Regions from separate parts of the Homo sapiens genome. Here all the other regions are linked to region 2. The links are chromatin loops, found by intact Hi-C in ENCODE. Cell type or tissue: HCT116. All regions are shown on one strand. Links, peaks and the distances in the headings refer to the core of each region. The heading gives the core; the rest is flanking DNA.

What was found. A loop is a pair of places that touch in the nucleus more often than their neighbours do. Peaks named below come from ENCODE experiments on the same cell type or tissue, not always from the same donor. Only the 100,000 strongest peaks of a DNase experiment are listed, where the experiment ranks them.
Region 1: it touches region 2 in a loop (6-fold over the local background); 22 of 110 quality-filtered maps call a loop at or near these places.
Region 3: a loop joins it to region 2, with 6 times the contacts of the local background. A loop is called at or near these places in 14 of 110 quality-filtered maps.

Annotation. Positions count from the first base shown.
Region 1 is chr11:4,624,483-4,627,863 of GRCh38, reverse strand. No RefSeq gene overlaps it. Among named protein-coding and RNA genes, the nearest start is that of OR51D1, 11 kb to the left of the region's middle. In HCT116, for the core only: a CTCF peak has its summit at 1,470 (motif pointing left); a DNase peak (open chromatin) is centred at 1,483.
Region 2 is chr11:5,806,989-5,810,369 of GRCh38, reverse strand. It overlaps OR52N2 (olfactory receptor family 52 subfamily N member 2), which reads right to left and starts at 1,446. Exons shown (of 2, transcript NM_001005174.3): 1 at 1,316-1,446. In HCT116, for the core only: a CTCF peak has its summit at 1,735 (motif pointing right); a DNase peak (open chromatin) is centred at 1,739; H3K4me3 peaks cover 766 bases; H3K27me3 peaks cover 1,362 bases.
Region 3 is chr11:5,203,000-5,206,380 of GRCh38, reverse strand. No RefSeq gene overlaps it. Among named protein-coding and RNA genes, the nearest start is that of OR51V1, 4.0 kb to the right of the region's middle. In HCT116, for the core only: a CTCF peak has its summit at 1,411 (motif pointing left); a DNase peak (open chromatin) is centred at 1,370; H3K27me3 peaks cover 353 bases.

The sequences.
Region 1 (3,381 bases), core at 391-2,890, 1.2 Mb after region 2:
TGCATTTAGGGTGAAGCCCATTAAGGAATAGTGCAAAGAAAGCATTTGCTATGTGTAGACTCATGCATAGCTCTGAAAAAAAAACAGGAAGCCTACTTTACCTGAGGGTCTACCTTTTACAAACACTTTATCCAGCTTTCTCTTCACCTTCAGGGCAGGGTAGTAACCAGACTAAAAGGTTAGAAGACTTAATTTTTCTTATCAATTAGTTGCTTAAGCTTTTTGTCTTTTATAAAGACTTTTCTTAAAAACAATAAAAACAATGAAATCTTTTTAGAAGCATCTGCACATCAATAGGCATCCCTGGATGAGCCTAATTAGACAGCTCTAATTTTCAAATGCACTTTTCAAAATGGAGTGTTGTTCATTTGGAGCTTTCTATTATAATTTTTCATTATTTTTAGTAAGATTTTACGACTTTTGTCAATGTGTGCTGCTTCCCGGGCCTAATACTTAATACTATAGGTAAGTGTCGCTAGAAGATGGAGTACTCAGTTCTTCAGTAATTAAGCATCCCATTTTTACATTTATTCTTGGCTTAATTCTCAGATCCCCTTGATCAACTTAGCCAATGATTTTTTCCCTACCTAAAAGCACAAAAGAAATAGAAGATACAAATCCCTGCAAATTTTCGAAAGCCACAGTTTACACCCCCTGAGGTACTGATACAGGAGTTAAGAAGGAATTACTTAGGCAGATAGCAAGGGAACCCCCAAATCATTTTCTAACAAAGAGCAGCCTGCAAGCTGGGAGCTTGCATGGGTGAATGCCGCAGAAACTGAGGACTAGACATTTTCATAATGGTGGCTCCATCTTCCCTTCTCTGCCAGCCGCGTGTATCCTAAGGAGCAGACCAGATGGGGCTGATAACTGAAAAGCCCATTTGCATAAGATTAGGGTAAGGTGACCAGCCTTCCCCATGTGCCATGTAAATGTCATACCTAATTGAACCAATCTGTGAGCCCTACATAAATCAGACACCACCTCCTCATGCCAGACTAAAACAATCGGTGCATTCCCTGCCAGCTGGTGTTTTTTTCTTCTCCATCCTTTCCGCATGGTCTTTTCTGCTTGGAGAACCCTTCCTCTATGGAGGAAGCTGTTCCTCTTTCTCTTCTCTTCTACCTATTAAACCTCTGCTCCTAAATTCCACCTGTGTCTGTGTCCTAAATTTTCTTGGCATGCGACAACGAACCCCTGGCATTATTCAAAGGCTTCTGGACTGAACCCAGCCTCTGACAGTCCGTCCAGGTGTTGGTAAAGGATCTCCAGCTATCCTGTCACAAAACTTTCCTTTCTTTTCTATCCATGGTCATTATGTCTACTATGCTCTCCGTATATGCAATGTGCAGGAATTTTTACAATTCAGGGGAACAGTTCTGTTAGGAAAGATCGGCAAACATGCAGTAACTCAATAAACGTCTTTACCGTTTCTCTGGTGAGTACAAGGTATTACTAGGCCAACAGCGCCACCTAGTGGAAACAGAAATCCTCTTCATGAGGCACATTGTGAGTCCTATGCCATAAACTGCGGTGTCCCAATCCTGGCTTTTCGCACTGCTAGAAAGGCTTCAACTGTGAATGGGAAAGCTCTGCCTTCAACAATTAGGAGCAAAATGTCCTCTGTAGCCAAATTTTAGCCTCAATACTGTCCCATCAGCAGATAAATGGCCATTCAGTCCCTATGTTCTCTTAAGGCACCTATTCTGCCTCCAATTAGAGTGGTACCTAACTAGTAAGGGGATTTTAAGTTTGGAAGTTAGCCAAAACCATTCTATAAAGGTAAATGCTTCAGCACCGGCCATAATAGCAAGATACAGAGTTTAATCTAGCATGCCCCCCCCCCGCCCATTAAAGGGGCCTTGCCCAACTATTACATAGTTTTTCTTGAGATCCGTTTTTCAGGGAGCCAGGCGGCTCACACAAGTCTAGGAAGTCAAAAGTCACCCAGGACTAGAGCCACCTGGGTGAGCATGACTAGCCCTAATTGCTTAGTTCCTCTGGAGTGCATTCTGAAGCACAAGGACTTCTGTGACCCAGAAACTTTAACAAAAATGTGGCTCATTTTCTTTTGCACAAGGGCATGACCTTTTTACTAGACCTCTGCAAGCATTGCAAAATAAACCCAGCTCTTTTAGCAATCATATCAGGCAGGTCCAAAAGAAAATAATTCTCTAAAATTAGAGAAGCAACTCCCAGGGGAACTATCTGAGGCTCCCCTTTATTTGGGGCCCCTTCAAGTTCCCTTCTCATTACAAGATCTTAGACAAATAAAGGGAGACTTAGGTCAATTTTCTAACGACCCTGATAGGTATATAGAAGCTTTCCAAAATTTAACTTAGGTATTTGACTTCTCATGGAGGGATGTTATGCTGCTTCTAAGCCAAACCCTAACCACAGCTGAGAAGCAGGCAATTCTGTAGGCAGCAGAGAAATTTGGAGATAAGCAATATGTCTTCTATAGCAGGCCTAAAAGGAAAAGCGAAAATAGAATGCAGGCCCAGGACCCCATAAGCCTGCTGTTCAAGCCAGCCCAACAACATAATCAGTAACAAACTTGACTACAGGCCTCCATCTTGTTTCAGGTCCTTGGGAACATGACCTGGAACCACATGGCAATACTTTGTTTTAGTCTCCACCATTTTACAATGGTGGCTGTCTTCTTGTGCTAAGTCAGTTCCTGGGTGAGGACCACACAATCAGATAAGCCAGTTTGTCAATCTAGGTGGTGCCAGCTGATCCATCAAGAGCAGGGTTTACAAAATATATTAAGGACTAATCTTGAGAGCAGTTAAGGGAGGGTCAGAATCTTGTAGCCTCAGCTCCATGACTCCTAGGCCATGGTTTCTAATCTTATGGCTAGTTTCTTGGTCTGCTCCCCAGGCAAGAGGTAAGCCTATCTTAAGAAGGGGCTGTTACCATCTTTGTTTTAGACTATAAACTATAAACCCAGCTCCTCCAAAAGTTGGTTTGGCCTATGCCCAGGGATAGGCAAGGATAGCTTGGGAGCTGGAAACAAAATGGAGTTGGTTGGGTCAGATCTCTTCCACTGTCTCAGTAATAATTTTGCAATGATAGTTTTAAAAGCTGCCTATCACCCCTTTGAAAACACCATATACACTTGAGGTTAAGTCATAACCTAATTAAGGCTTGTTGGTTTCACCTGTGAGATTACTTTTTGTAACGTTCAAAAGCTGAAAATCTTAATTGCTTCGCATGGCTAAAGTCTAGTAACAAGAGATTTAAAAGGATTTTCTTAAAAAGCTCTCAGCTTAATTAAAAGTGGATATTCAAGTTATAGGTATATTTAAAAGGCCTTTATGTTTTTCTCTTCTTGGATCTTGTCTTTCTGGAAAAAGTTTTTTTTCTTCTCAGTCAACT
Region 2 (3,381 bases), core at 321-2,820:
ACACACAGGAGACAAGGAGTTGACAGAGAATGTCAACAATTTTATGATATACATCTGGGAAAATGAGGCTTTAGATTTTTCAGGCAAAATACCTTGTTCTGCCTTGCCTCTGATTTAGACTAGCTTGCTCATCCAGTCCCTAGCATAGACACATACAAGTCTCTTTCGGAAAGCTTGGCCACTGACTTTGCTAATGTGGACAGACCAGAATGCGTGGCCTATTCAGGCAGGGAGATTGACTTCTGTGAAGCGTCAAGGCTCAGCATATAGCTCACCCATAGCTCACTGATATCTGATGCTTCTCCCACTCAGAGGAATGAGTTATGACAAGAAGAATGTTGTTCTAAATGAAGTCCTTATACTTGAAGTAATAAGTGTAGAATAATTAATTATACCGTTTTCCCAAATCTCTCTTCCTTTCCTTAAACTTACTGCTATTTGTTCTTTCTCATAATACAGTATCTTCTTGTACTAAATTCAGATTGTGATAGCCTCTCCTGCATGACTACTGGGTAAATAACAAAAGGAAGGCAGAAATAAAGATGTTCTTTGAAATCAATGAGAACAAAGACACAATGTGCCAGAATCTCTGGGACACATTTAAATTTCTTGTCTTTAATTAGCCCACAGAATAGTGAAACTATCCTTGGGCAATGGTAATCATTTTTCAGCTTTTTTATAGAACTGCTTTGAAAATAGCTTTACTTTTTTTTTTTTTTTGAAAGACAATGTAAGATACAATAATTTTCTCTGAGTTCCTCTTCAAAGATTTAGCCGCTAACTTCCTGGTCTTTTGTTCTCAAACTCAACTTTCCTTTTCCTTAGTTACTGTAAAACAGCCTACCGCTTCCCATCAGCTCTAATCAATAACTCACATCTGTTCCCGTAGTTACCTGGACTCATTGTTCCCCGGAAACTGCACATCTCACATGCCTCACCACTGTACCCCGTGTTCCCCTTCCCTTCCATATTTAGAAAGATATTTGCAAGTAGCCAATCTGGTCAGCTCAGCCCATGGGGGAGTGACACAGCCCATGGGGGACCCCAGCCCATGGGGGAGTGACACAGAAGTAGAAACTGTCAGAGATAAAAGCTCCCTGCTCTCCTTCCTTCCCTGTGCTCTTGTGATCTTGATTGATGCGAGTGGCACCCTTCTACAGAAGTAAATTGCCTTGCTAAGAGAACTTTTGCCTAAGTGTTGGTTTCACTTTGCGGCACTGAGCATTTATTCCTAGAGCATTTTTACACCCAACAACTCTGGGGGCTCATCTGGGATCCCCACTCTCCTTCAGAAAGGGATCTTCAGTCATCCTACCCAGGGGAGACGCATTCCAATGCCCCGTTGCGGTAGTCTCAGGGAGGGGAGATCGGGACCCACCCATTGTGATGAATAAACTCGGACTCTCAGCAACGCGAGGAGGAGAGGCTTGCAATACCGCGGTGACCAGGTAAACTCTGTGCACAGATCAAGGTAGGAAACGTCACAGGGGCGACAAAGTACTTCCTTGGTGGTTGGGGGCCGTGGGTCGGGGCATTCTGGAGGTTGAAAGTGCGTGAATGGTAGCAAGCGCTCCTGCTGCGCAGAATGAATGAGTCCAATCTGTGGTTCTGTGGTCACCTCATATGGGGGTCCCATCAGGGGTTTATGCTGACCCGCCATCAAGGCTAAGAGGAACCTGAAATATTCCCACGAGGGAAGCGGCCAGAGTGGACAAAGCGAAAGGATGCAAAGAGCCTCCAGCAGGTGGGGCTAAAGGATAGGCGAATTGAGCCTCAGTTACGATTCCAGTGAAGGATAGGCAAGAGGTCCCCTAACACAAGGGGTTGAGCCACAAGGAATCCCTCGCCAAATAGGCGAGAAATCCCTAATATGATGGGGTTGAGCCACAGCAATGCCCCGTTAGGCAAGAAATTCCTAATATGAGAGATTGCGCCTAGCCAAGACCCAATATGGGAAATATTACAAGCAAAAATGGTAAGAATAGTAACAAAGATATATACCACCTGATAGTCCCCTAAGTCTCATGAAAAAGGATATGAATAGTAACAAAGATATACCACCTGATAGTCCCCTAAGTCTCATGCTAAAATGTTGGGAAGATAATGAAAGAACTAAACATAAGAAAAAGCAACAAATGATAAAATATTGCTTTTCTATTTGGACTCAAAGACCTAACCTCAATCCGTCAATCTTCTGGCCAAAGTTTGGGTCAACTGAGGATATACTATGTCAACTTTCAGTTTAACATGTAAATAATAAAAGCCCAGTTTCTCAAGAAGAACTGGACTATGCTCTTTTTTGGAGGCAAAGACCTGTCCTCCCTTTCCCTTATGCACCTGCCCCTACTGTGGAGACAGTGAAGGAGGGTTCTCAGAGGATCCTAGCAAAGAAAACAGCACATAGGATTCCCTGGACCATCCTTTACCTAATGCCCCTAGTCCCCCATCTAATACCCCCAACCCTTCCCCTCAGGCCCAGCCTAAGTCCTCCTCTGTGAAAGGAATCCAAGCTCCTCATTCGCCAGGTGGCTTTTGACAGGCTAGCGACATCAAGGATCTGCCTCAACATGTTGTCGTTGTCGTGCAGCCTCTAGTGCGCCCCCACAGCAGAAAAAGCCCATGCTCTGCCGCAGCCTATGCCTAAGCAGACTACATTATGGGACATATGCCTTACTTTTGCCAGGGTCAAGTAATACAGGCTTCAGATGCGGCTCCAAGCAGCTAGGCATCCCCGCGGCTAAGTTTCCTGAACAAGTAGTAGATAATCTTTCAGCTGATATATCCGCTAGCATTTATTATGGGTCAGGCCAGTATTAAAAGTGAAAATATCCACCAGAAAAGACTTTGATTATTTAAAGTCACTTATATTAAAATGTACCACCAGAAAAGTATTACATGTGTATAAGTACGAGTTTAAAAGTATAGTTTAACATTAATGACTGATAATTCGCTTAATCTAGCAAGTTTCTTAATGAGATATCCAAAGCTAAAAAGAAAGCACACGTGTTTAGATTTAACTGATTACAAACGTTCGGCCAAACTTAGAAGAAACCCTCTTCAGGAATGATTAAGGGAAAAAGAACGCAACAGGTGTTCAGTAATTAATAAAGAAGTTCCTAGAGAAATTTATAAGCTGTCTGCACTTAGTCAAGCTTTAAATTACCTGCAGGACCAGGAAAGAACCATCTGTACTAATTCTAAATATGCCTTTACAGTGGCTAATACATTTAGCAAATTTCAGACTGGATTAATAGTAAAAGTCAAAGCCTTGTTCATGAGGAGTTAATCACCCAAGTATCTATTGTCCATGTCCCCAAGCACCAGAAAAGCCTGTCTTTTAAAATAACCTAGCAAATCAGATAAGCCGAACAGGCTGCTGTT
Region 3 (3,381 bases), core at 391-2,890, 600 kb after region 2:
GTATTGAAGTAGAATTCTAGAATTTTCAGAGGACAACTTAAAATATGTGTAATAGTTTTAATTATTTATCCTCATAAATTTAACTGTTCATTTTAATATATTTAAGGATGAATTTTTTAAAAAGTTGATTTCATAAAAACGGGAATAGAAAGATGGTTCCATAGGCTGACTGAGAGTGTAGAGGAGGGATGGGAAGGGAAAGAAGTTGATCTTCAGTTAGACTAGAGGAATAAGTTTTAGTGATCTCTCACACTGCATAGTGAACACAGTTAATAATATATTATGTATTTAAATTAAAAATTGCTAAAAAATAAATATTTTATGTTCTCACCACAAAAAAAGTTGGAAGGTGATTCATATGCTAATTAGCTTGATAGACTCTCTCTACAATGTATATATAGATCAAACATCACATTGTATCCCATAACATATTATATATATTATATATTTATATTATATATTATTATTGTATCCATTAATATATGCACTTATTATTTGCCAGGCAAATAAAAAATGTTTTTAAAATATAAATTTATTTGTAACCTCCTTTTACTTTTCTGCTTGGTTTTCTTCTTTCATTCAGTGTTTACCAGTTTCTTATAGTTAATTTTATTTTAAGCTGTCTCACATTTTCTGAAGAAAAGGGAACATATTAAAGCCAACAAAACAAATACACTATCTTGCATGAGATGATTTATGTCATGGTACAATCAAATGCTATAAATCTTATAAAAACTTCTCAAATGGTTAGATGGCTACAGTTGAACAGATGGACCATGTCATATATTTTTTATAATGCTTCTAAGGTATGGCTAATTTTTAAAAAATATTTTAGTAATGATGGGAATATTATTTATAGAAATCTTATAAAATATATAATGAAATATGTAATAAAGTCTAGATAAATGTGTATATACATAATATATATTTATTACATAATATATAATATATAATGTATATTTATATATTACATGCATTATATATTAAATATAATACATTTTATATATTATATATTAAAATATGTAATAATATGTTATTAAATATATACAATAATCTATTACATTTTATGCTTATATAATATATAATAAATATATAGTATATAATAAATATACACTATATATTTGTATCTATATATGTTTATAAAGTCATTCCTCTAATTAGGTCATAACCATTCAGGTAAACTGGAAATTTAAGCCTACTTCAGGTTTGTGGTAAATAGATTCTCTCTGAACTAGCATATTCAGAATCATTAAACAGTCAGTTCTTTGGACAAGTCTTATAGAATGTTCTTACCTCTTCAGCCATCCCAAGACTCTTGAGGGCCTGACCTCGCTTACACTAAAGCAGATCTGCCTTATGCATCACTGAAGTAGGGAGGGAAGAAAGTTTGATGAACTACTTCTGACCCCTAGTGGTGTCCAGAAAAGACCATTAAAGGAATGACCTTTAAAGGATGGACATACAATTTTTTGTCCAAGGCAGGACATGTGTGGGTGTCTTTCAGTAATTATGTTCTAAGAACAGCAAAAACTCCACTGCCTTGGCAAATAGGAATGTTTTAGTTCTATAGAATTATAAAGAAGCTGTCTTTTAAACACAATATACTTTCTCTATGTCTTTGGAACAATGACTATTGGTCATTACCCTATTTTAAAGTAAGCAAGTAATCACACAGGGAATTATTCTGAAAAGACAGAAAAAAAAAAAAAACCAAGAGATTTCTGCATATGTAGGTCAGTTTTAATCAGAGGGCATCAGAAAAGACTCCTGAAAGAATGACCTGGTTATTATAATCACAGATTTGCTTTCCAAGTCAACATTCCAGACAGTGCTCAGAGGGGATACGAAAACCCTTTTATTTCTCCAGACTCAAATTCACTGCTATTTGTCTTCTCTATTTATTTTATTATAGGCATTGTTCTGGTTGCTGGGAACTCAGACTGAGATACCATACACTGACTCTCAGATAGCATAACACAACATGATGTCTTGGAAAACTGTAAATCTTTTTGTTTTTTAAATACAGGTGGAGCATCTGGCACACCTGACATATTGATCTTGTTTTTCTTTAAATCTTCATTTATTTACCTTATCAAAACTATGCTCTTTCATCCTACCTTTCAAAACATATTTTAAAAAATCCTCCAACATGTATTTTGCTCTGGTAATCCCAAAAGGCTGATAGTCTCTATGGTGGCAACATGGATAATACTGTTCCCCATCTAGATGGTCTCATTTCTTCTGTATCTAGTCTGAAGAAGCCTGAATGAAAGTAGATTTTTAAGCTTTGTAGCTAGTCTGAAGCCTTTGTAGTCAGTCTGAAGAAACCTGCATGAAAATAGATTTTTTTTTTCCTTTGGGACAGAGTCTTGCTCTGTCGCCCAGACTGGAGTGCAATGGCGCGATCTCGGCTCACTGCAACTTCCACCTCCCAGGATCAAGCAATTCTCCTGCCTCAGTCTCCCAAGTAACTGGGATTACAGGAGCACACTGCCATGCCCAGCTAATTATTTTTGTGTTTTAGTAGAGACAGGGTTTCACCATTTTGCCCAGGTTGGTCTCCAACTCCTGAGCTCAGCCAATCCACCTGCCTCGGCCTCCCAAAGTGCTAGGATTACAGGCGTGAGCCACCAAGCCTGGCTGAAAGTAGATACTTTTAACACATACCTACATTCACAGAATATTAAATCTTTTGTGATCAATCCCAGATCCTTGACGATATGTCTGAGTCAGGCTGGAAATGAGAGAAATCATGTTTGAAATTGGAGTGTTGTATTCAAGGTCAGCAAGATCCCTGGAGCAGCATCTGTTTTATAAACCATTCAAACTTGGTATATGATGACTCAATTGGTGGCCAAAGGTCAGAAAAGACTAAGTGTACACAGATGATTTTACACACACTTTGATAGGAGTGTTCACATTCATATTATCTTTATATCTCTGTGATTGTCTAGCTCTTATTTCATAGAATAATTAATTAAAAATTATTTGATAAGTGCCCATTCTATGCTAACCCTTATTTTTCATATTCTTGAGCAAAAAACAGATATGGTTCCTAATCTTCTACAGCCTCTAATGAATCTAATGGAAATTCAGTGTATAATAAGTGGTATAAATATAAACTAGTATACTGTGATGAGAGTAAGTTAGTTAAGGGGGTTGAAGAAATGAGATAATCTAGGTGGGGAGCAGTATTAGAAAAATCCCCCTGAGGAAGTAATCATTTTAACTCAAAAGTTAATGGTGAAAGGAATTGCTGTGCAAATACTTGGGGTAGATAATTCGGAGCACAGAGAAGACCATGGGCAAAGATCCTGAGACATGCATGTACTTAGCTTGTTTTGAGGAAGATAAAGATACCTAAATATTAAGGAGTGTAGG